Regions from separate parts of the Homo sapiens genome. Here regions 1, 2, 3, 4, 6 and 7 are each linked to region 5. A link is a contact called in ENCODE Hi-C or POLR2A ChIA-PET data. All regions are on one chromosome and are shown on one strand. Each heading gives the region's core, a stretch centred on a gene start or an enhancer-like site at or near the end of the contact. The rest is flanking DNA. Distances are from core to core; before and after follow the strand shown.

Evidence for each region. A loop is a pair of places that touch in the nucleus more often than their neighbours do. ChIA-PET counts read pairs that join two places held with the same protein, here RNA polymerase II (POLR2A). Pooled maps may share reads with other maps.
Region 1: a pooled map shows a loop between it and region 5 (5-fold over the local background). The contact joins the enhancer-like site here to the promoter of EP300 in region 5. A Hi-C loop is called at or near these places in 1 of 37 single-sample maps with no recorded cell type and 2 of 50 pooled maps. POLR2A ChIA-PET finds 5 or more read pairs at or near these places in 3 of 52 experiments (A549, activated B cell and activated T-cell).
Region 2: a loop to region 5 is called in a map of naive thymus-derived CD4-positive, alpha-beta T cell, with 5 times the contacts of the local background. The contact joins the promoter of CENPM here to the promoter of EP300 in region 5. A Hi-C loop is called at or near these places in 1 of 168 maps with a recorded cell type or tissue (naive thymus-derived CD4-positive, alpha-beta T cell) and 7 of 50 pooled maps. POLR2A ChIA-PET finds 5 or more read pairs at or near these places in 1 of 52 experiments (naive thymus-derived CD8-positive, alpha-beta T cell).
Region 3: a loop to region 5 is called in a pooled map, with 15 times the contacts of the local background. The contact joins the promoter of TNRC6B here to the promoter of EP300 in region 5. A Hi-C loop is called at or near these places in 3 of 37 single-sample maps with no recorded cell type and 13 of 50 pooled maps.
Region 4: a loop to region 5 is called in a map of gastrocnemius medialis, with 9 times the contacts of the local background. The contact joins the promoter of SREBF2 here to the promoter of EP300 in region 5. A Hi-C loop is called at or near these places in 1 of 168 maps with a recorded cell type or tissue (gastrocnemius medialis), 2 of 37 single-sample maps with no recorded cell type and 7 of 50 pooled maps.
Region 6: a loop to region 5 is called in a map of gastrocnemius medialis, with 4 times the contacts of the local background. The contact joins the promoter of SMDT1 here to the promoter of EP300 in region 5. A Hi-C loop is called at or near these places in 2 of 168 maps with a recorded cell type or tissue (gastrocnemius medialis and naive thymus-derived CD4-positive, alpha-beta T cell) and 8 of 50 pooled maps.
Region 7: a pooled map shows a loop between it and region 5 (9-fold over the local background). The contact joins the promoter of SGSM3 here to the promoter of EP300 in region 5. A Hi-C loop is called at or near these places in 6 of 50 pooled maps.

The regions. Positions count from the first base shown.
Region 1 is chr22:40,490,626-40,494,655 of GRCh38, reverse strand. The region is part of intron 3 of MRTFA (myocardin related transcription factor A); the gene reads left to right. Among named protein-coding and RNA genes, the nearest start is that of MRTFA-AS1, 29 kb to the left of the region's middle. Within about 2 kb of position 2,200, at least 7 of the 41 ENCODE cell types and tissues checked have a DNase peak (open chromatin) inside an H3K27ac peak, as active enhancers do.
Region 2 is chr22:41,944,890-41,948,534 of GRCh38, reverse strand. It overlaps CENPM (centromere protein M), which reads left to right and starts at 1,383. Exons shown (of 6, transcript NM_024053.5): 1 at 1,383-1,515; 2 at 2,039-2,118; 3 at 2,530-2,622; 4 at 3,231-3,310. The coding sequence starts at 1,459. It also overlaps a transcript of SMIM45 not described here. RefSeq lists an enhancer at 1,370-1,579.
Region 3 is chr22:40,175,743-40,179,421 of GRCh38, reverse strand. TNRC6B (trinucleotide repeat containing adaptor 6B) reads right to left here and starts at 1,497. Exons shown (of 23, transcript NM_001162501.2): 1 at 1,282-1,497. The coding sequence starts at 1,286. RefSeq lists an enhancer at 1,609-1,658.
Region 4 is chr22:41,830,940-41,834,476 of GRCh38, reverse strand. SREBF2 (sterol regulatory element binding transcription factor 2) reads right to left here and starts at 1,372. Exons shown (of 19, transcript NM_004599.4): 1 at 1,119-1,372. The coding sequence starts at 1,206. It overlaps CCDC134 (coiled-coil domain containing 134), which reads right to left. Exons shown (of 7, transcript NM_024821.5): 7 at 2,313-3,537. SREBF2-AS1 (SREBF2 antisense RNA 1) reads left to right here. Exons shown (of 2, transcript NR_157279.2): 1 at 1-34; 2 at 497-3,537. RefSeq lists silencers at 679-1,068, 1,129-1,468 and enhancers at 1,247-1,903, 1,509-2,018, 2,845-3,384, 3,385-3,537.
Region 5 is chr22:41,090,482-41,094,097 of GRCh38, reverse strand. It overlaps EP300 (EP300 lysine acetyltransferase), which reads right to left and starts at 1,506. Exons shown (of 31, transcript NM_001429.4): 1 at 1,000-1,506. The coding sequence starts at 1,093. It overlaps MIR1281 (microRNA 1281), which reads right to left and starts at 1,585; the gene lies at 1,532-1,585. RefSeq lists an enhancer at 816-1,055 and silencers at 1,166-1,265, 1,446-2,215, 2,316-2,605.
Region 6 is chr22:42,077,691-42,081,208 of GRCh38, reverse strand. SMDT1 (single-pass membrane protein with aspartate rich tail 1) reads right to left here and starts at 1,509. Exons shown (of 3, transcript NM_033318.5): 1 at 1,255-1,509. The coding sequence starts at 1,440. It overlaps PHETA2 (PH domain containing endocytic trafficking adaptor 2), which reads right to left. Exons shown (of 3, transcript NM_001002034.3): 3 at 1,771-3,518. The coding sequence ends at 3,136. RefSeq lists enhancers at 992-1,764, 3,005-3,518 and a silencer at 1,790-2,084.
Region 7 is chr22:40,368,389-40,372,090 of GRCh38, reverse strand. SGSM3 (small G protein signaling modulator 3) reads right to left here and starts at 1,497. Exons shown (of 22, transcript NM_015705.6): 1 at 1,403-1,497. ADSL (adenylosuccinate lyase) reads right to left here. Exons shown (of 13, transcript NM_000026.4): 13 at 2,724-3,702. RefSeq lists silencers at 1,112-1,281, 1,342-1,451 and an enhancer at 1,602-1,811.

The sequences.
Region 1 (4,030 bases), core at 951-3,450, 600 kb after region 5:
AGGCTGGAGTGCAGTGGCATGATCTCGGCTCACTGCAGCCTTCGCCCCCTGGGCTCGAGTGATGCTCCTACCTTAGCCTCCTGAGTAGCTGGGATTACAGGTGCACACCAGTATACCTGGCTAATTTTTTAAGGTTTTTGTAGAGAAGAGGTCTCACTATATTGCCCTGGTTGGTCTTGAACTCCTTGGGTTCAAGTGATCCTCCTACCTTGGCCTCCCAAACTGTTGGGATTACAGGCATGAGCCACCGCATCTGGCCTGTATATAATTTTTTATTCCATTCACAAGTTGAAGAACACTTTTTGGCAATCACAAATAAAGCTGCTACGAATATTCACATATAGCTCTTTTTTTTAACCTAGTAGTTTTAATGACATGTTAATTACAATTAATATAAAATAATAATATCTCCCTTTATTACTAAAGTCAGATGAACTAAAAGGCATTTGAGTTTATTTTTATTTCAGAGACAATAGAAAAGCACTTTTCTCTAAGCCAATAGATAAGAGCTCTTTAATATAATTTGGTAGTGAAATACCACATACACGTGACACATATAAACCATATAGGCATAGAGACACACAGAAATCTAAGATCTTTCATTTACCAGTTTTCAAATAGTTTCTCTCTCCCACTTTAGACTATCAATTTCAATTACCTGCTTCATTCCCCTGAAGAGTTGTTAGCTAGGCAACTCTAAATTCACATTTCCAAAGACACGCTTCTTAGGTGAAACAAGGTAGACAATTTACATCAGGCACAGAACTGAGACCTAAACACTATTATCCAAAGACAATGTACAGTTCTTTATGTGGATGTATGTTTTCACTTCTCTTAGATAAATACTCAGGAATAGGATTACTGGGTTTTATGGTAAGTGTAAATTTATAAGAAACTCCCAAACTGTTTTTCTACATAGCATTATCGTTTTCCATCCTCCTCAGTAATGTCTGGGAGTTCCAGTTGCTCCTCATCCTTGATGACAAATCATTTATTGCTGGTATTTGTATTCTGACAGTAGCCAAGTAACAATCTCCACATGCTCTTGCTGGAAAAATTGTTGCTTAAATTAAGGATTTCTCATGTAAATTTTTCCTCTTTCATTTTCCTTTTCCTTTTCTTTCCACTTTATAAATATTTATTGAGCAGTTTACAGTGCAAGGGATGGACGAGCATCAGTGATTTTACTCTCAAAGTGCCCCTGTTGGCCCTGTGAGTAGAGGTCATGGCAGATGATTGTGACACTTTTGATTCTTATACTTTATCTAGTTTCCTAGTGGAACAGATTGATCAGCATAGAGGTTTTCATTTTTGTGTCTCTATACTGCATGCCTCGCTTAGCTTTCAAGTGTGAGGAACCTTGTAGGGAGAAGAATATGGTGGCACATCTGGTTCCAGCTGTGCTGTCAGCCTTAATATCTTCCCCCTTCTGTTTAGGTGGAAATGCCAGTGTCATGGTGGCCTTTGTTTTCATAATCAGCTGGGTAGATTTTTCAGTTGCCTGTTAGTGTAGCTGTCCTGATTTCCTTCCTAATGATGTGAATGATGGGACTGTGACATACAAGGAGTAAAATCAAATGGTGAGGTAAGCTGAGGTCAACAAGATAAGGGTTTGAATCCCAAATTTTGGTGGGTTGTCACTATTGTGCCAATATATTATCTCTGACTCTAGCCAGCATCTTAAGAGCCTATATTGTCTTTCTAAAGGAAAGGTCAAATATGTATTGAACTGTATCTTCTTTTAAATATTTTGTCAGCAAAGTGTTTACAAATTGGTGAGAAGTGTCCATTTGTTTTTTCATTCATTGAGTACACTTGCCAGTTAACCATTACGTTTATGGTTCCCACATCAGTACTGTGATAGGACTTTTTTCAAAGTAAATTCTTCCTGAGTTTTTCCTTTGGTACCTCCCCCCTCTGCTTTTTGGTATCTTTTATCTTCAAACATTTTAAAGATGAATGTGTCCAGTAAAATAATGTTGTGTTATAGCTCCTTGTTCCATTTTGGGTGCAGGCTTTGTACAAGAAGGGAGGGAGGGCAAGAGAGAGAAGAGGGAACCTAGTCATGTGATACTGCTTGTCTGGCAGAAGCCTTTTGGTTCTGAGCAGAGAAACCAACTGTTTACTATTTTGGGTGAATGAGGTTGGTTGGTTGCTATGAGCATTTTCTCTAAGGGAACCCTCTCCTCTTCCAGCTCTACACATTGAAATCATCTCAGTTCTGCTTTTTGGCATTTGGATAGAAGAGGGAGGTGTCTGTGTCTAGGCCCAGTGCTGACAGGAAGAAATGTTTTGCCAGTAGAGTTACTGATTCTGACCTTCTGCTGTCACTGCTTTTAATGCCCCACTCCCTAAGTAAACTTGGGATCTAACTGTTCTTGCAACCCTTTGCACTGTAGAATGAAGTGCCCACTTTAACTTAAAGAGCAGGGCTAATCAGATCTTCGGCAAATAATAAATGGCCTCTTTAAGGAGAGAGGGAAGGAAGAGTGGTTTATTGCAGCATTGGCCTGTGGAGACTCGAATCTCCTCCAGCATGCTGGAGGAGAAGGCCAAGATTCATCAGTCCACCTGCAGGATTCTGCCACTCTCGTGGATTGTCCTGAAGCCGAGAAAGGACAGCTATTACTCAGCAGTGTGCCTGACCCATTATCACAGTTTGCGGGAAGGTTCGAGTATTTGTGCCTTTGGGATTTGCATGCTTTTGTTTCCTTTCAAACTTAACTGCTGTCTTTTATCCCAGTCCTATTTCTCTGTAGCCATCCAAGCTTTGACTTTGGGTGGTTTATTCTCCCAGGATTTGTATTAAAGTTTGTTGAGCACCCAACAAATAGATAACTGAACATAGTACTGTAGGGTGCATTTCATGACCTGGTGGAACAGTGATTAGGATGTTTCACTTTCTTACTCCTTTTTTCCCCACCGTGCAGAGCTCATATAGCCAAGCCTAGATTGTGGAATAAGGGAAGAAAAAACTTTTCTTTAATAAGGCGGAATTACTCTTTATGTGGGTCAGATTCAATGTTTTATCCATAAAATGCACTTTGGCCTTAGGTACTATACAAATGGGAGCTATTGATGATCATTTCAGTTTCTTCTGTCTGTTGAATACTTGAAAGTAGATAGATAACCCTTTAAGGTTTATAACACTAAGACATCATAATTTAAAATAAAATAACACTTGGAAGGCTTTTTACTTGTATTGCGTCTTAGTTTTGCTTAGGGTGAACAATTTGGACTGGTCTTATCAATATTAAAAGAGTTTGCCTATGTGAACAGCCTTCCTTCATAGTCTTGGTTTTGTTTTTTTTTTAAGACAGGTTTTCACTCCTGTGGCCCAGGCTGGAGTACAGTGGCTCAATCATGGCTCACTGCAACCTCCACCTCCTGGGCCCAAGTGATTCTCCAGCCTCAGCCTCCTGAGTAGCTAGGACTACAGGCGTGCACCACTGCACCCGGCTAATTTTTATATTTTTTGTAGAGATGGGGTTTTGCCATTTTGGCCATGCTGGTCTTGAACCCCAGCCTTAAGCGATCCTCCCGCCTCATCCTCCCAAAGTGCTGGGATTACAGGTGTGAGCCACCGTGCTCGGCTTCTTTCATAGTCTTATACTGCAGGAAAAGAAAATCCTTTGGGAGTAGAATGGACACATTTGAGTTATTTAGAAAAGTTCACTTTTAAATTTGAGGAAAATTCTTTTAGAAGAGTTCTAGGTTATGAAAAAAACGACAATAGGAGCTTTATCCAAATCCTGTCAAATATGAATAAAAGAGAATTGTCAATATTTTCTTCTCCTATCTTGGAAACCCTAATTATCTACTATCAGAATTTATATACAATGTATAATAATTATGTAAATGCTACTTTTCTAAACACTTAGACATTTCTTTTGAGTTTTCCAGATTTCTTTGGGATTTTAATAATTTTAACAGGATGATTTGAGCCTGTGGAGTCAGCAATGAATGGACACATCGAAGACGAGATGGAGTGATTATCAGTGCCCAGTTTGCAGAGAGAATATTTTTTTTC
Region 2 (3,645 bases), core at 134-2,633, 850 kb before region 5:
AGTGGCTCTATGGGGCCATTTACGTCCTGATCTTTCTGAGCAAGACACAGTTAGTTTAGTCTGCAGTAAGAAGGATTTAGGCTAGACAGTGTCTCTGCTCTCCCAGTTATTACAACAATGAACACACTGTTATCATTGTCTATCCCACCCCCATCAAACTAAGTTAATCAATAATGTCTGATTCAACTGACTTCCTAGGGTAGGGCATTGGGTCTGGGCATAGGAAATGATGAATGAATGACTGCTGAGAATGAATGGATGAATGTAATCCATCCATTCACTCAACAAATATTTATTAACTACGATGTACCAGGGACTTTTAGAGTGCTGGACATACAAAGTGACAAAGTCTCTAACCTCTTGTTTCTTACATTTTAGATGTAGAGACAGTGAACAAGTTATTATATAACTGTTGGCAGAACCAGTTTGCTATGGGCCCTGAGCGTCCCTGCATGTTCTTGCTGGGTATGTCAAGAAAGCAAGACCCTGACAGCTCTGTACTCAGGCTGTGTTTGCAGCAAGGAACCTTGAAAGATGAGGTAAAGTCTCCCATTGGACAAAGAACAGCATGCTTACCACTCACTGTAAAAGCAGTCAATTGGCAGGGCCTGCTGGTGTGCAGCGGTAGTCCCAGCTACTCAGGAGGCTGAAGCAGGAGGGCTGCTTGAGGCCAGGAGTTTACGACCCACCTGGGCAACATGGCCAGATCCCCATGGTGGCACTTGCCTGTAGTTCCAGCTACTCAGGAGGCTAAGCCAGGAAGATGACTTGAGCCCAGGAGTTTGAAGCTGTAGTGAGCTATGATCGTGTCACTATAGTCCAGCCTGGGCAACAAAGTGACGCTCCAAAAAAAAAAAAAAAAAAAGGGCCAGGCACGGTGGCTCACGTCTGTAATCTCAGCACTCACTTTGGGAGGCCGAGGCGGGATCACTTGAGGCCAGGAGTTTGAGACCGGCCTGGGCAACTTGGAGAAACCCCGTCTCTACTAAAAATAAAAAAATAAGTCGGGCGTGGTGACGCGCGCCCGTAGTCCCAGCTCCTTGGGAGGCTGAGGCAGGAGAATCGCTTAAACTCGGGAGGCAGAAGTTGCAGTGAGCCGAGATTGCGCGCATTGCACTCCAGCCTGGGCCACAAAGCGAGACTCTGTCTCAAAAAAAAAAAAAAAAAGTACTGTGTATGAGCATGAATGAATGAAAGTGAACAAAGGAATCACTAAAAACCTGCTTACTGTGGAGCGTGGAACCAAAGGCCTGTCCACCACGTGTTCCACGGGTAGCGCTGGAACGCCCCTCAGAAAAGGAGATAAAGGTTCGGTTCCTTTAAGAGGCCCCGTCCCGTCCCGCGAAGCCCCGCCTATAAGGAGGCACGTGCCCCCAGGCCGCGCTCTAGGGGCTGGACTCAGGGCGGTTTGAAAGATCGGCGCGCACCGCAGGAGCAACGGTTGGTCCTGCGGCTGTGATGTCGGTGTTGAGGCCCCTGGACAAGCTGCCCGGCCTGAACACGGCCACCATCTTGGTAGGTGCAGGCGGCCCTGCTTCCCCCGCCGGTTTTTCCTCCTGGGCGGTGCTTCAGCCACTAGGTCAACTGAGCTCTCTGAGGCGCCAAGCCAGCGCGCGCTACCGTGGCGGGGGCGGGGAATAGGCGGAGAGCCATGCTCTGAACCAATTGGAGTAGCCGCTCTCTGAGGTTGAGGGACGCACCCACCAATAGGTGCTCGGCGGACCCTTTCCCAGCTTCTGATTGGCGAGTTCCCGCGCCTGGAATTGGTTTTCCCGCGTCTGGGGGTCTGGCCTCCTGGAGAGGCCGGCGGTGGGAGCGAGGGTCGGGTAGTAGAGAGTGCGGTGCCCACAGGCCTGCAGCGGGTCCAAACCTCAGGCCCCCAGCCCGTGCCGCTTCGCGGGGTCCACTTCTCGGGAAATGTCCTCCGAGCCGCCTGCTGGCGGTGTCCCGATCCCCCCGGGAGTGGGTCGAAGGGCCAGGCCCTCCCCAGGGGGTGCTGTGCCTAGGGCTCGACTGTCCGCTCTCTCTCCCTGCGCAGCTGGTGGGCACGGAGGATGCTCTTCTGCAGCAGCTGGCGGACTCGATGCTCAAAGAGGACTGCGCCTCCGAGCTGAAGGTGTAAGTAGCCGCGGCTGTGGCCTGGGCCCACGTGTCTCTCACTCCAGAGGGATTCGGTCCTAGCTGCTAAACTCCGAAGCCCAGCGCCCCCTCCTCTGAGGCTGGTCCTTCTCCCAGCATGCAGCGTAGCTGGCTAGTCCCATGCCGTCTTATATCCCAACCTCCCCTTGCCGAGGTGGTGACTAAACAGAGCCCGTTTCTGGCAGAGGGAATCAGACAGGAGTAATCTGAATAGGACCGGACCTGTCCTGCCTCTGTGCTGGCCCAAGGAGTCGTGGCCACAAGAGCCTCGGGTGGCTAGGATGAGGTGGGGAGCCCTTGACGGCCTCTTTCCACATGAAGGGCAGCATTTAAACGGTCGCTATGAGGGGGGTACGGATATCTTGAGTCCTGCAATTTCCTGTTTTTCAGCCACTTGGCAAAGTCCCTCCCTTTGCCCTCCAGTGTGAATCGGCCCCGAATTGACCTGATCGTGTTTGTGGTTAATCTTCACAGCAAATACAGGTGAGAGCCAGAGGAAGGGGCAGTCAGGGCTCAGGCAGGCCTGGCTCAGGACTGTGCTGAGACGGTGACCTAACTTGTGATGGGAAGTGGTGAGGATGGGAGAGGCTGGCTGAGGTCAATCTGTAAGGTGAGGAGAGAGGAGCCAGTGGTCAGTGCACAATGTTTAAAATACACAACGGCCGGGCACAATGGCTCACACCTGTAATCCCAGCACTTTGGGAGGCCAAGGTGGGCAGATTGCCCGAGACCAGCCTGGGCAACATGGTGAAACCCCGTCTCTACTAAAATACAAAAATTAGCCAGGCGTGGTGGCATGTACCTGTAGTCCCAGCTACTCGGGAGGCTGAGGCAGGAGAATCATTTGAACCCAGGAGGCAGAGGTTGCAGTGAGCCAAGATCGCGCTACTGCACTCCAGCCTGGGCAACAAAGTGAAACTCCATCTAAAAAAAAAAAAAAAAAAAAAATTAAAGGACAAATATTTCTCCAGAGAAAGTCACCCTCTTGTCATTCTCTGGCCTCTAGGATCAGAGAAGCAAGGACTTCTGCTTTCTCCGTTGTAAAGTTTTGTTCTCTGGTTTGTTTTCTCACCCTGGCCTGGCCACCCCAGTCTCCAGAACACAGAGGAGTCCCTGCGCCATGTGGATGCCAGCTTCTTCTTGGGGAAGGTGTGTTTCCTCGCCACAGGTGGTAAGTACGTTCCTCGCCTGTTACTGCCCACCCCCAGCCAAGGGAAAGCTGGGGCGGCCGTAGGCTTCTTGCTGAGGCACCCTGGGTGATGGAAAGAGCATGTATTTTACACACACTGGGGCCTATCGGAGGGTGGAGGGCAGGAAGAAGGAGAAGATCTGGAAAAATAACTAATGGGTACTAGGCTTAATACCTGGGTGACAATGATCTGTACAACAAACCCCATGACACAAGTTTTAACTACATAACAAATCTGCACATGTACCCCTGAACTTAAAATAAAAGTTAAATTTAAAAACCGAAAGAACACATATACACATACTTTGGAATCTGAC
Region 3 (3,679 bases), core at 248-2,747, 910 kb after region 5:
AATTAGGAAAAAAAGAGAAAAGAAAACAAGGCCTCTCAGAGCCAGGGATGTGCTCAGGGGGGTGGAGTAATTTACCCAGGGGTGGGGGCAATTTACCCGCCACATCACAAACTACAATCCTTTCAGCCCACCAGACCGAGAAGCATTACATCACACTCTCACAATGATAGGGGGAGGAGGCTCTGAGAAAGCAAGTTTTCAGCTTTCTTTCCTCCCTGCTCTCAGGCTTCCAGAATCCTGCATTAGGAGTAATGGAATTTAACTTCAGGCACTGCACAGCTTCAGGGGTTACTAACAATCACATAGACTGCTACTTATACATGTGACCCTAAATGACCACTTCGCAGTGGATACATGGCCGAAACAGGCAACCACACACTCACACGATGAATTTATGCTGAAAAACTCAGTTTTGCATCTGTGTAAAATTAAACAAAAATTTTATTTCGTGAGGAATGAAGAAGGCTAATACACAGGGAGAACTGATAAAGAAATAATTTCTAATCGCGGTGAATAGCTGTTCATATCTTTAAAACACCATGTTTACAACATAGTCCTACCCTTTGGTTGAATCCAGGATCAAAATAAAAGCGCATCTGGCTGCACATTTGAGAACACACACAGAGACCCAGTGCAAATGAGCGCGCGCAGAAAGGAGAGGGGTGAGCCACATATTGCTTGGGAGGTTTTCAAGCAGGGGAATCTACAAACCCCAAACCTCCTGGTGTTCACCCGCCCCCAACCTGATGTTTAAAATGTATTAGGTCTTACTTTAGGTTTTACATCTCTCTAGGAAGGAGGGCCCAGTTTAAAAAATAAAAAGATAGAAAAAGGCTTTCCCGTTCTAGGGCTTGCCCTCCCAGATCCTTTGTCGGCCTTAGCAGCCGAAAGAATGCAAACCCATTTATATTTATGCAAATTTTTGCAGCAGATTTAAGGGGGGAGGGGGAGGTCTGTGTTTTTTAAAAACCTCTTTCTAAATAGCAAATTTCCAATTACTCGCAGCTTCATTTATTGCAAGATAGAAACGATGATGAAAATCTGCATATACATTAAAAGTGCAATTAAATCACTTCAAAATCTAAATATTTTACCACGTCTTTTCCATTTCTAAAATGCCGAACCAAAGTACATCACGGGTCTGATTTACACAGATCCACGAAATGTCTGAAGCCAGTCTCCATGCTAGACAAATGTCGATTTGCAACACCACCAGTGAAAACGGTTAGACAAGATCCATATAAATCAATTGGTTAAAAAAAATTGAAAATATTTACCAACCTCATAAAGTGCAGCAGTGCTTAAATCCAGCAAATTGAGGCATACAAGGTAGAAATGGAAATGAAAAAAGGTCCAAAAAATGAATTCTTTTTGTCTATCTGTTTTTTTGTATTTTAAATATTCAGAAACCAGCAGAGACTCTGTCGGCCATTTTGGCTTGAACTAACTCTCTCTCACACACTCTCCCTCTTGCTCTCTCTCTCCCTCTCTGTCTCTAAAGGAAGCAGCTTTTTGTGACCTTCAAATAGAGGCAGATCATGTGACTTCGGGTAGGTTTGTCAATCAGGAAAGGGGAGGGAGCTGGAGCTGAGACTGCCTTAAAGGGGAAGCAGCCCTTTTCCACTCACTTTCATTTGTGAAATGCTGTTATCTCATACTCTCCGCCTACAGACACTGCATGTGAAAGTGGCAACAGCATAAGGGTAACAGATGAACAAAACAGAAAAACCTTTATTGGTTTATAGAAATATGCTCAGTTGCTAACGATTCTTACAGCTCCTGGATCTTCTCCTGGCTCGCTTGCTAGTTATTCTCTAGATGTTTGGGCAAGCACAGGCTGGCAAACTGCTCTGTAAAAGGGGCTGAAACACAGCTCTACCAAACAAGAGGCTTTAGCTTTGAAAGAATGAGGTGAAATACAGGGCACGACTGATCTCTAAGAAACTCCTAAAATGTATAGAAAAAGACTGAAAGAAACGCACAAAAGTATAAACTGAACTGCAATTCAGAAAGGTTAAGTGACTTATCCCAAATCACACAGCTGAACAGCTGCAGAAGAGGGACTGGTTTCCCAATTCTGAACTCTACACTTATTGTTTTGCCTGTATGTGTGTTCAGTACCTCCTCCCCCAAACCCAAATAAAAACTATGCTTCAGCACTGCAAACGGAGTTTCTCTGGGCTAGGGCAGGTCTGAGTCATCTTTAATCCCCTCCCCCACCGCAGGAGGTAGCTCTGCAGCTGAGGGAGCCTAGGCACTAAATTAAAACCTACCTGGTTTCCACCACTCCTAATCCCTTCTCCTTCGCATATACATCTCCACTCCTACCCACTTAAGAAACCCAAGCTCGGTTTGCATCTCCAGCCCCCGCGGCTCACAGGCCGTGTAACTTCACTGCTAACAGCAAGTAAGTAAGTCCCTTACCCATCCTCCCACCCTGCCTGGCCTCCGTTTTCTCATTGGTAGCCGGCGGAGATTGGGCTTCCCTAGATGGTATCTTTGGTTTCTTTCACCTCTGAAACTCTGCACTTGGCTTCTTTGAGTAGTTCTGTTCATCTTTTCCTGGCCATCTCAAAAGTTCGCCTCCACCCTGGGAAGGCTTCTTGACCCTCGCAGTCCAGACCAGGCCCTCCTGTTAACACTCCCATAATATCCTTTACTACTTCTTCAGAGCAATGGTCATAATTGCAATTTATGAAAGAATGTGCTTAACATTAGTCTTCCCCAGGAGACTGTAAACTGTATAAGGAAAAACACCACGTCTTCACTGCTCTGTGAGGCTCCACACCAAACACCACATAGGAGGTAAATAAATGAATAAATCAATGACTTGGACCCTATTCAGAAGGGCTGGGCTGAGTAGGAGGAAATCTGCCACCTGAATATAAAAAATGTAGGGGAATGAGGGTCACATAGTTCCCAGAAACTCGCATTCATCTATGTTTTAAGGACGGCTTCAGGAAAGAAAGTAACTAAAATGGTAAAAAGCGCATGAGGCCGGGTGCGGTGGCTCATACCTGTAATCCCAGCACTTTGGGAGGCCGAGGCAGGCAGATCACCTGAGGTCGGGAGTTCGAGACCAGCCTGACCAGCATGGAGAAACCCCGTCTCTACTAAAAATACAAAATTAGCCAGCGTGGTGGCACATGCCTGTAATCCCAGCTACTAGGGAGGCTGAGCTTAGCAGGAGAATCGCTTGAACCCGGGAGGCGGAGGTTGTGGTGAGCCGAGATCGCGCCATTGCACTCCAGACTGGGCAGCAAGAGTGAAACTCCATCTCAAAAAAAAAAAAAAAAAAAGTGCATGAGAATGCCCTGTGACTATCGACTCCACCTATCTCTATAAGCCAGAAAAGGGAGGATTCCCTAGTGTGCTTCTCCCATAAACTAGGCTGCCATGCCAGCCAGCAGACAACTGATGGATTCTAGAAACCCGGCTTTCCTTGAAAAGGAACCTACGAATGCTTGTAAAATCCCACAACACTTGTTGTCATCCTGGCTTCTGGGTCTTTATACAGTCTCCCGCCTTTGCTCTTTCCACTCAGATATGACGACAGGAAAGGAGCTGTTTCATGGCAGGCAAAGGCCAATGCCTGGACAATCTGGTAGCCTGAATAGCTGTGGCTTAACAAGCTTCCACTGTCTTTGCCTAGCACTGAGTGAAATAGCCAGGCCCTGCA
Region 4 (3,537 bases), core at 123-2,622, 740 kb before region 5:
CAATGCACCTGTGTTTCTGCCTAAGCTCTCTAAGGTGAGTGGCCTTAGATAAGTCAACATCTCCTGGCCTCGGCTTCTTTAATTACCGTATTAAAATAGAGGTAATAAGAGTATCTCACAGGATTGTTGTGAGGAAGAAGTGAAATAATACAAAGCATTTTGGGGCCTAAACATAAGAGTGCAACTATCCAGTTAATAAGATTACTAGCCTAGTCAACTGGACTCTTTCTTGAAAGGAGGGGTATAAAAAAACCAATACTGGCCAAGGAACTGCAAGAACTAGGCTCTAACCAGCTGGGTGACCTTGAGCAAGCCGCTGACCCTCTCCAAATCGTTGTTCCCGTGGTCGCAAAATTAGTATTTTAAGAGTGGATCCCTGGGCTCCTACCAGCTCTTCCACTCCGCTGTTAAGGCGCTGGAACAAAGGCCACCCGCTCCCCAGCCCGTACCCGAGGGGCCACAACTCAAAATTTCTTCTGCTCAATTCCCCTTGCAGCGTGACAGCAGGAGCGCCCGGGTCTCCATCCCGGAGAGATGTGTCCACACTCCGCCGCCACTGCTCTCTTCATCAGCAACTTGCTTCTGCAGTCGCTGCCCAAAGTTTCGCGGAGCACCCGGCGACCTGGCCGTCGGTCAATCCTGAGAAGCCCAGGGATTCGGGGCGCGGAGACTGGGGGCTGGGCCCCGGGAATCCCAAAGACGTCCCCGCGGCCAGGAAGGGAGTGACAGGTGCGACGCGCGGTCGCGGGCGGCGGGAGAGCGGACCACGGAAACCGCGTGTGGGCGCGCGAGGGAGGCGGCGGCCACGCGCTCTCCTTAGGCCGCTCCCTGAGACGCCCCCGCGACGTCCCTAGCCCCGCGCTCTGGAACCCGCGACCCTCGCGCCGCTTTCGGCCCCGCGGCGCCCCAGATCCCACGGCCTCCCGGAGCGGCGCAGCTGGGTCGGGCTCACGCTCGCAGCGCCGGAAGGGTTGAGGACCGCCGGGGGCACCGTGCGCACGGGGTTCTTCCCGCGCGAACCGGGGCTGTCGGGGGGTGGGCGCACGCGCACCCGGGCGCGCCGCCGTAACCCCTTCCTCCCCGCGCGGCCCCCGCACTCCCACCCACCCACCACTCACCGTCGATGTCTCCCAGGGTCAGCTCGTCGCCCAGCTCCGTGAGGGTCTCCATGGTCTCCAGACCACCCAGCTCGCCGCTGTCGTCCATCGCCCGGCTCAGCGCAGAAGCCCCCCCTGCCGTCCCGCTCAGGGAGACGCGGGGGCGGTGCCGTCGCCACCGCCCATGACACCCGACAACCCCCGCCCGGCACCGCCTCACCGACGGGTGCCACCCGCCGCCATGTTTGCGTTGCGCCCGGGCGCCGCACAGAAAGGGCGGGGCGGGATTCCCCCGCCCCAGCCCGCGCCCCCTGCGGCCCCGCCTCCAGGCCGCGCGCCCCCCTGTTTGTTGTCAATGGGACCAGGCTCATCTCAGCCAATGGGCGAGCGAAGCGGTGCGTGGGGTGATGGCGCGTCATCGATCAGCAGCTCAGATTTGCATAGTGAGGTCCCTCCCCCCGCGGCCTCGGAGCGAATGCCTGGAGTAGCCGTCCGGTCATCATCTTAACCTTCTCCGCCTTGTTTAAAGGAGCCGCTGCCTTCTCCGTTGGATCTGCGCCACACGCAAGTCCGTCCACTGGCCTGGGAGTGAAGGGTTAACAGGCCACCCTCCACCTGCGACCGCTGGCCGCCTCCAGGCCTGGCTGGGAGCACATTACGTCATCTTCCCAGCTGCCTACCCCCGCCCTGCCCGCCTGAGAAAGCCAGCGGAGTCAAACCTGGACCCCAGCGCTCGGGACGGGAGTCCGGGTCATCCAAGTCCCGCTTCTCCCAGCCTCCTTACAAAGGCGGGCACGGAGGCTTGACAAGGTTGCAGATTGTCCCAGGGCGGTCAGGATTTTACGTCTTCTGCTTTGCACCCGCCGTGACCTCGCGCTTACTCCAGTGGTCCTCAATCTCTGGCACCTCGGAACCACTGAGGACCTGAAAACCACGCCAGTGCCCAGGCCCACCGACGGCCTCCTGAGAGGGGGGCCCCGGGCACGAGTTTTTTGAAAAAGTTCCACCGGGATTCTGAAGTGCAGCCCACCCACTCCTTCAAGCACCTCACTGCCCCATCTTGCAGCTGGTCGTGTTGTAAACTTCTAGGAATTTATCCAAAGGAATAAAAATTACAAGTGCTTAAAGAAGTGCTGTAACTAGGAAGAAGTGAGAATAAGGAAATGAATATGTAAATTACATCCACACGATGGAATACCATGGGATCATTAAAAATTACGCACACAAATGTATATTTATTAGCAAGAAAAGGCGTTCACAATATATTGATAAAAGGGAAAAGTTGAAGTTTCCTGCCAGTTTGTGAGAGGCAGCTGTTGCTTAGTGATCAATAATTAAGAACACACAGGCTGTGTGGAGGCAGACACATGGATCCACTAATTCACTGTGACCTTGGGTTAATTGTTCTAAGCCTCAGTTTAGTCATCTCTAAAATGGGGATAAAATAGCATCCCTCATAGCTGTGGTTAAGTGAGATTATTTGCACATTCAATTGACAATATTTATTGAACATCTCTGTGGCAGGGAAACAAATGGTTCCTGCCCTCTGAGAGCTTCCAGTCTAGCAAAAAAAAAAATCAGAAATCCCACACCCGTATTAAACATAAAAATAAATTACAGATGATGGTACAAGTGATCAAGGAAAGGTAATGGATGTGATGAAACTAACAAGGGCCCTGACTTGTGCTGTCAAGAAGCCTCTGAAGAAGTGACATTTAAGATGAAACCTAAAATTATGAGAGAACTGCAGCTGTTACAGCCAAAGGGGAAATGATGACATGGACAAAGGCCTCGAGGCAGGAGGAGCTGCTGGCAGCCAGCTCTCGGCATAAGCTTTGGCATACAGTAAGTGCCTTGCATACTGCTGTATTGCAATTGAAAAAATAAGGATCTGGCCAGGCGCGGTGGCTCACACCGGTAATTCCAGCACTTTAGGAGGCCGAGGTGTGCAGATCATTTGAGGTCAGGAGTTGGAGACCAGCCTGACCAACATGGTGAAACCCCGTCTCTACTAAAAATACAAAAATTAGCCGGGTGTGGTGGCGCATGCCTGTAATCCCAGCTAACCGGTAGGAGAACTGCCGGAACCTGGGAGATAGAGGCTGCAGTGAGCTGAGATCATGTCGCTGCACTCCAGCCTGGGAGACAGAGCAAGACTCTGTCTCAAAAAAAAGAAAGAAAAAATACAAAGAGAGTCCGGGCAAGGTGGCTCACGCCTGTAATCCCAGCACTTTGGGAGGCTGAGGTGGGCGGATTGCCTGAGGTCGGGAGTTCGAGACCAGCTTGGCCAGCTTGGTGAAACCCCGTCTCTACTAAAAATACAAAAATTAGCCAGGCGTGATGGTGCATGCCTGTAATCCCAGCTACTCAGGAAGCTGAGGCAGGAGACTTGCTTGAACCCGGGAGGCAGAAGTTACGGTGAGCAGAGATCGCGCCATTG
Region 5 (3,616 bases), core at 257-2,756:
GATGGAAGAAGTCTCCCTGAACTTCTCCTGACAAAGGAGCTAGTCCACAACTGAATGAACTGGTCGTAAAGCTTTTAAACGAAAATCTTGATCTCCAAGTATGTTTAAAAGTGTAAAAAGACAAAGACACACACAAACACCAAACCTAATGCACATTTTAAACTTTTGTACAATCAGTTCACGTTTGTAGTTCATGATTGGAACTCTTTCAACTTCTAACCTTGATTTCCAGGTACGTAACTCCACAAAATTGTTTATCTTATTTCCCCTAAAATGAGAAAGTGACTGCAAACTGCAAAGAACATGCCCCTGTTCTCCCAACCTAAAAACCCAGAGTTTCAGACATTTTGGTCTCACACCAAAGAACTGGGAGATGTGAAATGAACTGCGCTCCATATTGATTCTTAAAGCAAATAAGAAGAAAAAGGAAAAAAAAGCTAAGAATGGTAGGTAAGATAAAAGAATTGTTAAACTTCACCTCTAACCTGAAATCTTGGACCTCGCACACACAAAATCAAGATTTTTTTACACCCTATTCCTCAACAGAAAATATTCTGCAAAGGAGAGAAAATTTCGAAGAGTGGAAAGTAGAGGAAACACAGTAAGTACAGTAAAGAGAAAGGATTCGAAATTCATTTGCCAAGAACAAAAAAAATGAAACTTAAATTGCATAGGAGCTCTTACACACAAATGCATTGGCATTTCCCAAATTAAATTGCATGAGAGCAACAATACAGGCCATTTCTATATAGCACCCACTTACGAGCTCTAATTCCAGAACACACACCGATATGACATAGTGTTGCAATCAATGTATTAGGAGGCAAAGAAAATGGTTGGGCTACTGGACGTCTTCGACCAGCTCATTCAAATACCTTTAAAATTAATTAAGGGGCAGGGAACTAGAGAGAGAGGAAGAAAAAAAAAATGGAAGAATAAAGGCGCACCGAGTAGAAAAGATTAAAGGGAACGTGGAAGGCCGGGGCTGCCGAAACTAACCTGTGCCATCGCTGGCGGACGCCGAGAGGGCCGGAGATGAGAGTTTAGGCCGCTTGGCTGAAGGCGGCCCCGGTTCCACCACATTCTCGGCCATTTTTAATTCTTTCGGAGATACAAGCGAGGAAAACCAGAATCCTCAGGAAATCTCTTCTTCGGCCCGGGGTCCCCGCGCCGCACCCAGGGGTGGGCTGGGGGGCTCCGACGGCACCCGAGGGGGTGGGGGAAGTTCCTTTTTCTCTTCGCCGGGTCGCAGTGGCTGGAGAGGGATGCGGACTCGATAGAAAAGGTAAGGGCAAGTGCGAGGGGCCGGGCCTGGGCCCAAGCCCGGAGGAGGGCACAAGAGCACAAATTCGCCGAGCGCGTCCGCTGCGGCGAATTCCCGAGAACTCGCGGCTCTAGAGGCGCAGTCCCCGGCCCGCCACGGCCGGCCCCTGCCCAGCCGAGGTCTCTCGGAGCTCCGCCGCCGCCATCAACCTCTTCCTCCTCGGCGCTGTCCTCCTCCTTCTCATCGCCACAAGGAGGCGGGGGCGAAAAGGGGGGAGAGGAGGAGGCGACAAGAGACACTCACCTCCTCCCGGTGCCCCCTCCCGGGCCTGCGCCCCCACCCTCCGAACCCTCCTCCTGCCGCCGCGCTCCGCGCCGCCGCCGCCGCACCGGCCCCTAATGGCCGCAGAGAACTCGCCCGAGCCGAGAGCCAGGCTGGCGCCGCCGCCTCACATCGCGCGGCGGCCGGCGGAGGCGCGGCAAGGACGCCGGGAGCGGAGCTGGCCGGACCAGAGGGCCGAGGGGGCCGGGCCGAGCAGCGCCGCCCGCACGCCCGCGCCGACGCGGAGCCCACCGAGGAGGCCCCGCTCCGGCGGCGGCGCAGGCGGCCCCTCCTCGCGCCGCGCTCCCCTCCTTCGCCTTCCTTTCCCGCGGAAAATAAATAAATACGGCCGCTGCTACGGCCCCCACCGCCGGCGGCCAGGTGCTGGGAGCGCCCGCCCCCCGGGGCTCCGTTCGGGGCCGCCCGCGGCGGCGGGAGAAGACGCCGCGGGGCGCGGGGTTATGTAATGGTCCCCCCTAGGCGTCGACGCCGGCCCGGCTGCTGGACCGCGGTGGGGGTGTGTGCGGACGGGAGGGGGCTGGGGGTCGCCTCAGCCCGTGCGCCCCGGGCCCCCTGCCACTGTCTCGGCCCCTGCCGCCTCTCTCCGACCCGACTCCCCTCCGCACTCTCTGGCTCCCGCAGTTAGCACTCAGCCCGGCGTCCTGCTTGCCCACTCTCGCCCGCTCTCTCTCGCCCTCTCTCCCCCCCAGCCTAGCACACAAACAAGATGGCGGCTGTTGTTTCTTCCCTCTGCCGAATCCTCCTTACAGGCTAGCGGTAGCGGCGGCGGCCGGAAATGAGCCAAGGGGGGGTGGAAAAGGGGAGTGGCCGGGCCTCCGGAGGGGGGCGGGGCCTAGGCCCGAGCCGCTCACACAATGGGGGAAGTGGAGCCGGGGGCGGGGCCTGTCCCAATCACGGGATCCGCCCTAGGCCCCAACGCGGTTAGCGCTTCCGCAAACTCCCCCGGCGTCACCCTGTGGCTCCCTTTAAAGGGGAGGATTTTAAGAGTGGGGAGGATTTTAAGGGGGGAGGGGCGGGGGCGGACTCAGAATCTATTTTCAGTCGGTGGATAGTTACGAGGGAAGGTTCCTGCCTTTGGTCTCTGCGTAAGGGACCAGTGGGAACCGGGACGACGGAACCCCGGAGCTGCTCCGAGGAAGGCGCCAAGTCGCCACTCAGGTGGCCAAATGGGAGCGCCCGTAGGGCGGCCCTGCTCTTCGGCCCTTGGGTGGCGGGTCCCCCAAAACCCCGGTCGAATTCACCAGGCAGGGTGTACCCACTGCCGGCTGTTCCGGGCCAGATACCCAGTGCGTCCTCACTTCTCCATTGCCCTCCCAAAGGGAGCAGTTCACATCCAAAAAGCACGTTGATTACGAGTTGTTTTCATTTTCTCTGAATTTTCCTTTTCCTTTTTATGTATTATTTATTTATTTATTTTACAACGAGCATTATTACTCTGACCAGAAAACAAAATCACAGCAGTGGAAAGATGTTTCGGCACCAGACCCAAATTCATTTCTTGCCCTCCACGTGTGTCCATACGCCCTTACCAGGTAGCACTCTCACCGCAGAAGCCTTCAAGTATTTTCCTAAACATGGCTGGGACCTGAAGACATTTCTAGGGTTTGTCTTTTTTTTTTTTCTCGTCCGCTCCCAATAGAACAAGTTAGTAAAAGACCACGTCTAGCCATTGCCTTATCTAATGTAATTATGGGAAAAACAAAAATGTGGTAAAGGTAATGTAAGGATGGAAAAAAGCAAAAATGTAATGGTGAGAGGAAATGCTGGAATATAAAGTCTAGTGTGTGGGACTCCACAGTTTTGCAGCTGAGGTCGGAGACGTGCTTTCAGGTTCCTACACATCACCCTGTGTTTGGCCATGGGTAAATTGGTACTGGAGGAGGTGGCAGGGGTGTAAGTGACCCCGAAAGAAACCCCGAAACCAGTATCTACTGATACGGTTAAAAGCTTTTTCTCGGCCAGGCACGGTGGCTCACGCCTGTAATCCCAGCACTTTGTGAGGCCGAGGCC
Region 6 (3,518 bases), core at 260-2,759, 990 kb before region 5:
GGGTGACAGAGTGAGACTCCGTCTCAAAAAAAAAAAAAAGGAGATAAGGTGACTGTTATGGCCATCAAAATGGACGAAAAGTCCACTGGAAAGAAAAGTCTAAGGCACCCTAGACATCTAAAGTTAGGACACAGCCTGCTAATTACTTTAAATCCCTACAGGCAATCGGGTGCACCAGTACTAGGAGGGCCAGACTACGGTGAGCTCTGCCTGAACACGAAATACACGAAAACCGATGACAGAAAGATGTACAGTGAAGGGATATTCTACACAGTTCACTAAGTAACAGGTTCCCTGATGCCTGAGAAATTTGATTTAAAAATTTTAGAAACAGATGTATTTGAAAGTGGGCATGTATTTACACTCAAAGACTTTAGATGGATTGGGAGAATGTCAGTAAAATCTCAGCAACATTTCTCTCGTATTCCTAGAATTAAAAAAATTTTTTTTTCAACTGTTTTGATAAGGCAGGTCTTTCCCAACATGGACCTACAGTCAATTGTGTGAGTTAGCATAGGCTAGACTAGCTTTAAGAGAATTTGTTTTTTTAACTCCCACACCACACAGCCCTGCAGTCGTAAAGCAAACTTTCGCTTGATATAAGGGACTGTTTCCGTTTTCCCTAGAAAAACTCAAGCATGTGATAGCGTTCAGTGTTGGAAAAAGACAGGACCTGGTGGGGACGGTACCAGGAAGAAACCCGGATGCTGCGTCCTCAGCGCTGGCCTTGGATACGAGCTTCACCGCTCTAGCCCGATTCTTCATTTGAAAACCCGTGATTGTAATAATTCCCTGCACATCTATCAGGACTGTAAATCACATGAATTAAATATTAGGTGACAACTAATAAAAAGATGAGGCCCGTCCCACGTACCCTTTATTTACAGAGTCCTTTCAAAATTCATATTTCATCCCATAAACTAGGAGACAGGCAGGGCAGAGATTACAGGACTGCTCTAAGCTAGAAGCACACGGCCTAGTCTTCTGACTCCAGAGGAGCAGAGCACCGCACCTCTCAGGACAAGCTAATGTAAAAGGCCAACTTCCTCAGCGTTTGCCCCCCATCTTCTGTCTACCTACCATTTTCTACACACCTGTCAAAATTAGCAACTCATTAGCGTATTCTTGGTCCGCCTTCCAGTCTACGGTAATCGTTATGATTGGCCTTGGCTCCTATCAATCAGCGCCGCCCTCACGCACTCCCCACAATGATTGGCCTCAGCCCCTTCGCCCCGTCTCCAGGAGGACACTCACTTTCACCGGTTTGGGCAAAATGGCGCCGCTGCGGGTAACGATGACTGACCTCGACGGTACCAGGCTCCGGCCTGAGCCGCTCCATGCGGCGGAGACATCGCCATCTTTCCTCAAGCTAGGCCCGCTCCGGAGAGCCCCGGACCTGACGGGTGCCAATACTAGCCAGCGAGCCGCTCCGGACGCCATGCCCCCAGCTCCGCCCCTCACCCGGGCACCCGCACCCCACCGCCCAGCCCTCGTGCCGCCCTCGGGAAGAAAGCCGCCCGAAGCCTCGCGAGAGTTTGAGGAGTACACGAGAAGCCCAGCCCTCCCACTCGCGCAGTGCCGGCGGCTCCTGGGGCGGCGGGAGGGAGGTGTTTGTCACTGGCCGGCATGGTGGCGTCACGAGAGTGGCGGCGCAGCCCCGGCTCCCTCAGTCCGCGTCCTGCTGGGCGTGGCCGCGGTCTTGGGTCCGCCCGGCCGTCAGAACAGGCCTCAGCGGCCGGTTGTGGAAATAAACCCAGGGAGCGGAAGGAGTAATAACGAAAAAGCTTTACTAGTGTTTTAACCGTGTACAAAACACTGTAGCAATAAGAGAAAGGCCCGTGCTATCTGTGTTTAAACAAAATGCAGTGGCTGCGGGGCTTCCAGGCAGGGCTGGGGAACAGGCCGGGCGCCCGCCTTGGGCGCATCTCCGCCTCTTAGGGGTAAGAGGCTCAGAGCCTACCCCTTAGGCCTAGTTGGATGCGGGTCGGTCCTGCCCAAGGCCCCAGTGAGGGGAGCCGAGGCTAGGAAGGGGCAAGTTTTATGTGTTTGGGAGGGGGTGTCTCTTCCCGGCCTCTGCGTCTTCCCCCTGGAGCGTCAGTATGGTCAGGCTCTGGTGACCCAGCCGCTTTGCCTCCCGACTTTGGGAAGAGTAGCAAGGAGAGGTCCTGGCAAGTACACCCTGGGTGACAAACGGCTATGAGAGTTCCCAGGTGATTTCTCGAGCAGCTTCAGTTTACCGGAGCCCAGCCAGGAGAGAGAATTTTAGCACAGGAAACGCAATCCCGTGTCCAAGCTCCTAGAATACCCAGGACTGAGAACCAAAGCAACAGACTTTTCCCAGGGAGCCACACTGCCTCCCCACCTCTTCTTTAACCCCTCACTTGGCAGCTCCAGGAGTTGGCTGCTGAAGACAGAGTACAGGAGGGCATTTCGTTGACGTAAAAAAGCTACAAGCCCCTTCCGGGGCAAGGTCCAGCACCATCTGTTAACAGGGCAGCCAGGGAGAAAGGATGGGACCCCAGCACTCTGAGCAGAATAAATCTCTCTTCACTGGCCGAAGACCCTCTGCCTCAAAGGGCCCTACCCAGACTGCTGAGTGAGGATCCCATCCCCAATCTTCCCACCCCTCTCAGGAAGAGCTGGGTCCCAGAAACTCCTATGACACAATAAATCCACTTTCTCTGACAGTGTCAGAGCTTCAAGCCGATACTGCAGCCTACCTCGGATTTAAGTGCACAGGAGACTCCCCAGGTTGGAAATTATGGCTCTAGAGCCCGGTGTGTAGGCCAAAGGTATGGCAAGCCTGTGACAGTCTCGGGTGACATTCCCCACTTCCTTCATTTCATTAACATCCCCTGGGAGGGGGCAGTCAGGCCAGTGCAGTCAGGAGATTGGGGTCTTGCTCTGTGGCTGCTAAGTCTCCTTCCTTCTCTGGACCTCAGGAAATAAAGAGGATGGAAGGAATGGTCCCGCAGTCCCTTCCAGACACACGGGTGGATCTCGAACCTGGAGAATGCCTAAATAGCAGGAAGGAGAGAACCCATGTCCCCTCCCAAAACGCAACCTTGGAAATGGGTAAACATTTAACTCCTGAAAAAGAACTGGCCCTGGTTTCCTGACTCAAAGGGCCCAGACTTAGGGCCTATCCTGTTCCTCACATTTTGAGTGGCTCCCCTGGGCCCTCTTCTGCCAACACTGCCGCAGCTCCACGATCTCCTGGCCATACCAGTCATGCAGGGTAGAGAAGCAGGAGGTCTCAGGGGACACAGGGCTCTGCCCCTTGCCTAGGAGGAGGCTGGCAGGGCCCTGCAGCTCCCACTCAGCCAACCCCCACCCTGCAGACCTGCTGCCCGCTTCTTCAACCAAGCCCACAGGGCTGCTGTCCTTGGAGAGGCAGTGGCCATTCTCCAGGCCCGCAGCTCGGTGGTTAGGAGCCTGGGGCTTACAGCGGCTGGCAACAGACTTCCAGGATGAGCGGCGTTGCAAAGCCAGGCTCTGGCGTGCGTCCTGCAACTGGC
Region 7 (3,702 bases), core at 248-2,747, 720 kb after region 5:
AGGCTACTATGATAATTAGGGATGAAAAAGCTACATTCACTTAGGATTATCAAAAGCCAGGAAAGATATCTATAGAATTACAAATTAATCGGGCCTGGCGCAGTGGCTCACGCCTGTAATCCCAGCACTTTGGGAGGCCCGAGACGGGCGGATCACCTGTGGTCAGGAGTTCGAGACCAGCCTGGCCAACATGGCGAAAAACCCCGTCTCTATTAAAAATACACAAATTAGCCGGGCGTGGTGGCGGGCGCCTGTAATCCCAGCTACTCGGTAGGCTGAGGCAGGAGAATCACTTGAATCCGGGAGGCGGAGCTTGCAGTGAGCCGAGATCATGTCATTGCACTCCAGCCCGGGCAAGAGCGAAACTCCCGTCTTAAAAAAAAAATAGAAAAGAAAAGAAAAGAAGAATTACAAATTAATCACCAAGAACAGAAATAGTGTAAAAACAAAGATGTAATTCAACTGTTTAGAGTGCAGAGATAATTGGAACTAAAAGAGCAAGAAAAGCGGGAAACATATGTACCTATAAACCTAATCACAAACCTGTCACAAAAACTACGAGTAAACGAGTCGAAGTTGAAAATGAGTTTTTGTGAATCAGAGTCTGATTTGACTTGAATTTACTAAGAAAGAATAAGAAAGGTGTAGAACATTCCAGGACATCTCTATCCCACCGCAAAACAAAAAAGAGCCATCAACCCACCACAAACGTGCAGCGTGAGACTGGAAGATACACTAGTCACCCAGTCACTGAAAACAACCTTTGAAACATCTTTATTTTTCTTTCCAAATAAAAAAGAGCCTAGGTCAGTAAACTAAGTATGAGAATAATTTTCAAAATTCCAGTCCTAACCACACCGGATGATTCTGGCTAACGTATGCCTCAGTTTCCCCCGTGCTAAAATGCAAACACACCGGTGTTCCGAGTCTCGGGCCTGGATCCGAGCCCGGGTTCTGCACCTGGATCTGAATCTTAAAGGGAAAACCGCAAGTTAAACCTGAGGAGGAGTCTGCAGCTGTCCCGGTGCCAGAGCCAGCCAGGCTCTTTTTAGAAAGCCCCCCGCCTCAGGCGCGGTTTTCGTAAAACCGCTCCCGGCTGCCAGCGCGGTGGATTCCGGCTGGCGCCCCGAACACCTGAGGTGGCCTCGGCCGTCTAGGGGCGGCCGCACCGGAGGACGCAGCCGACCTCCCCGCCCCGCCGCGTCCCCGGCCCCCATTCCAACGGCGACGCGAGCAAGGTCGGCCCGGCGGCTCTCCGGCCCGAGGCGGTGCTTCTCTCGTGGGCGCCTTCGGCCCATACGACCCTCGGTCGGACAGTCCGACCACAGCCGCCCCGCAGCCCCCGCCTGAGGGGAACTTGTAGGCGCCGGTGGGTCTCCGCTGACTCCCGCCCCGCACTCACCTGCCCCACGGGCCACCTCAGCGCCAATCCGGGTCGGGTTAGCAGCTTCCCCACTCGCACCCAGTCAGCGCTCAGCGGCGCCTAAGCGCACGCGTGGCGGGGCGTGGCATGGGCGGCCGCGGGTCATGCTGGGGGCTGTAGTCGTTCCCGCCCACTAGGCGGGGCGCGTCCAGGGGCTTTGCGCCCCCATCCCAAGGCCAGCATGCATAGCGATGATTTCTTCGTCTGCACCGCAGCCTGAGAAGCTTGGGACAGTATGGTGTGGACCAGCAGTCAGGGTGGTGGGAGATAGACGCTGCAAATAACTTGCTAATTTTTTTTTTTTTTTTTTTTTGAGATGGAGTCTCGCTCTGTCACCCAGGCTGAAGTGCAGTGGCGTGATCTCGGCTCACTGCAACCTCCACCTCCCAGGTTCAATCAGTTCTCTGCCTCAGCCTCCCGAGTAGCTGGGATTACAGGCGCCCGCCACCACGCCCAGCTAATTTTTTTGTATTTTTAGTACAGTATTTTTAGTAGAGACGGGGTTTCACCATGTTGGCCAGGCTGGTCTCGAACTCCTGACCTCAGATGATCTGCCCGCTTCAGCCTCCCAAAGTGCTGGGATTACAGGCGTGAGCCACCGCGCCAGGCCGGAAAACGAAATTTTCTGAGTACCTTCTGTGTCAGATTCTATGCTGTGCAATTCCCATCTCACCAACCCTCACATCCACCTAGGCTTCATATCACCTTTCTAGGGACTCCTAACCCTCGTGCTTCCACTAAAGCTGTGTTTACAAACATCAGGCTCTCCTGGTTCTTAAATGAAACTGAGCATCAGCCAGGGAAAGAGGGCATTAAGTGTCCAGGTGTCTGACTTCAGCTGAGCAGACATTTCATCAGTTGCCCCAAGTTCTGCCCAGAACCTGACATCTGGGTAGTTCTGATGCTGGAGTCCGTGTGAATTTAAACCAATCTTAAAGAAAATACAACAGCCTGGGTTAACAGAGTGAGACCCTGTCTCTACAAAAAACAACAAAAAATGAACCACGTGTGGTTGTGTGTGCCATAGTCCCAGCTACTCAAGAGGCTGAGGTGAGAGGATCGCTTGAGCCCAGGAAATCAAGGCTGCAGTGAACTGTGGTCATGCCACTGCACTCCAGCTTGGGCGACAGAGCAAGATCTTGTCTATATATATATATAAAAGATAGATATATGAATGTATATTATATATAATATATATGAATGTATATTATATATAATATATATGAATGTATATTTTATATATATACATAAATGTACATTTAATATATATATGTTTTCCAGTGAACACGCAGACCACCCATCAAATTAAAATGTTACATGGGAAAATCAGATTACAAAGTTGCATACAAGTATGTAAATACAAAAATAAAGGAGAATGGAAAAGGAAAGAAGACAAGAGATGCACCAACAAATCCACCCATTCAAATAGTCCAGGAAGAAACCAGGTCAAATCGCCAATCACTGGAGATCATTAGTCTAACAGAATTGTTAGGACAGGAACAAGACTGTTATTTCCTTATTTTCTATGAGGAAATGTATTAACTAAAATCCATGGTATCCTATATCCCCAGTATCTGTTATGTAATATAAATTCTCACATTACAGATAAACTGATAGTAGTTGCTGCCTCCAAGTTGCCCATAGCAGAGAAGGAAGTAGACAGAATATCTGGTCAGAGTCCCATGACTTAATTTCCTTGTGTCAGACTTAGTATCCTTTCAAGATTTTTTCTGTTTTGTTTTTTCAGATGGAGTCTCGCTCCGTTGCCCAGGCTGGAGTACAGTGGCATGATCTTGGCTCACTGCAACTTCTGCCTCCCAGGTTCAAGCAATTCTCCTGTCTCAGCCTCCCAAGTAGCTGGGACTATAGGCGCCTGCCACCACGCCCGGTTGATTGTATTTTTAGTAGAGACGGAGTTTCACCTTGTCGGTCAAGCTGGTCTCGAACTCCTGACCTCAGGTGATCCACCTGCCTCGGCCTCCCAAAGTGTTGGGATTACAGGCGTGAGCCACCACCGCACCCGGCCCTTTTCAAGATTTTTTAGAGATGAACAGAGTAACTCTTTCTGGAAGTTGAGCAAATGGCTCTATGCTATCCCTGCTTGCTTGCTATACTAGCCTATGTTCAGAATTTGGTTTTCAGAATTGTCTTCTATTGTTTTTCCAAAAGGATAAGCTCTTCTCTTAGGTTGGCTTTAAGTGACAAGGGCTCGCTGTCACCCAGCCTGGACTAAACTCTTGGGCTCAAGTGACCCTATCGCCTCAGCTTCCCAAGTAGCT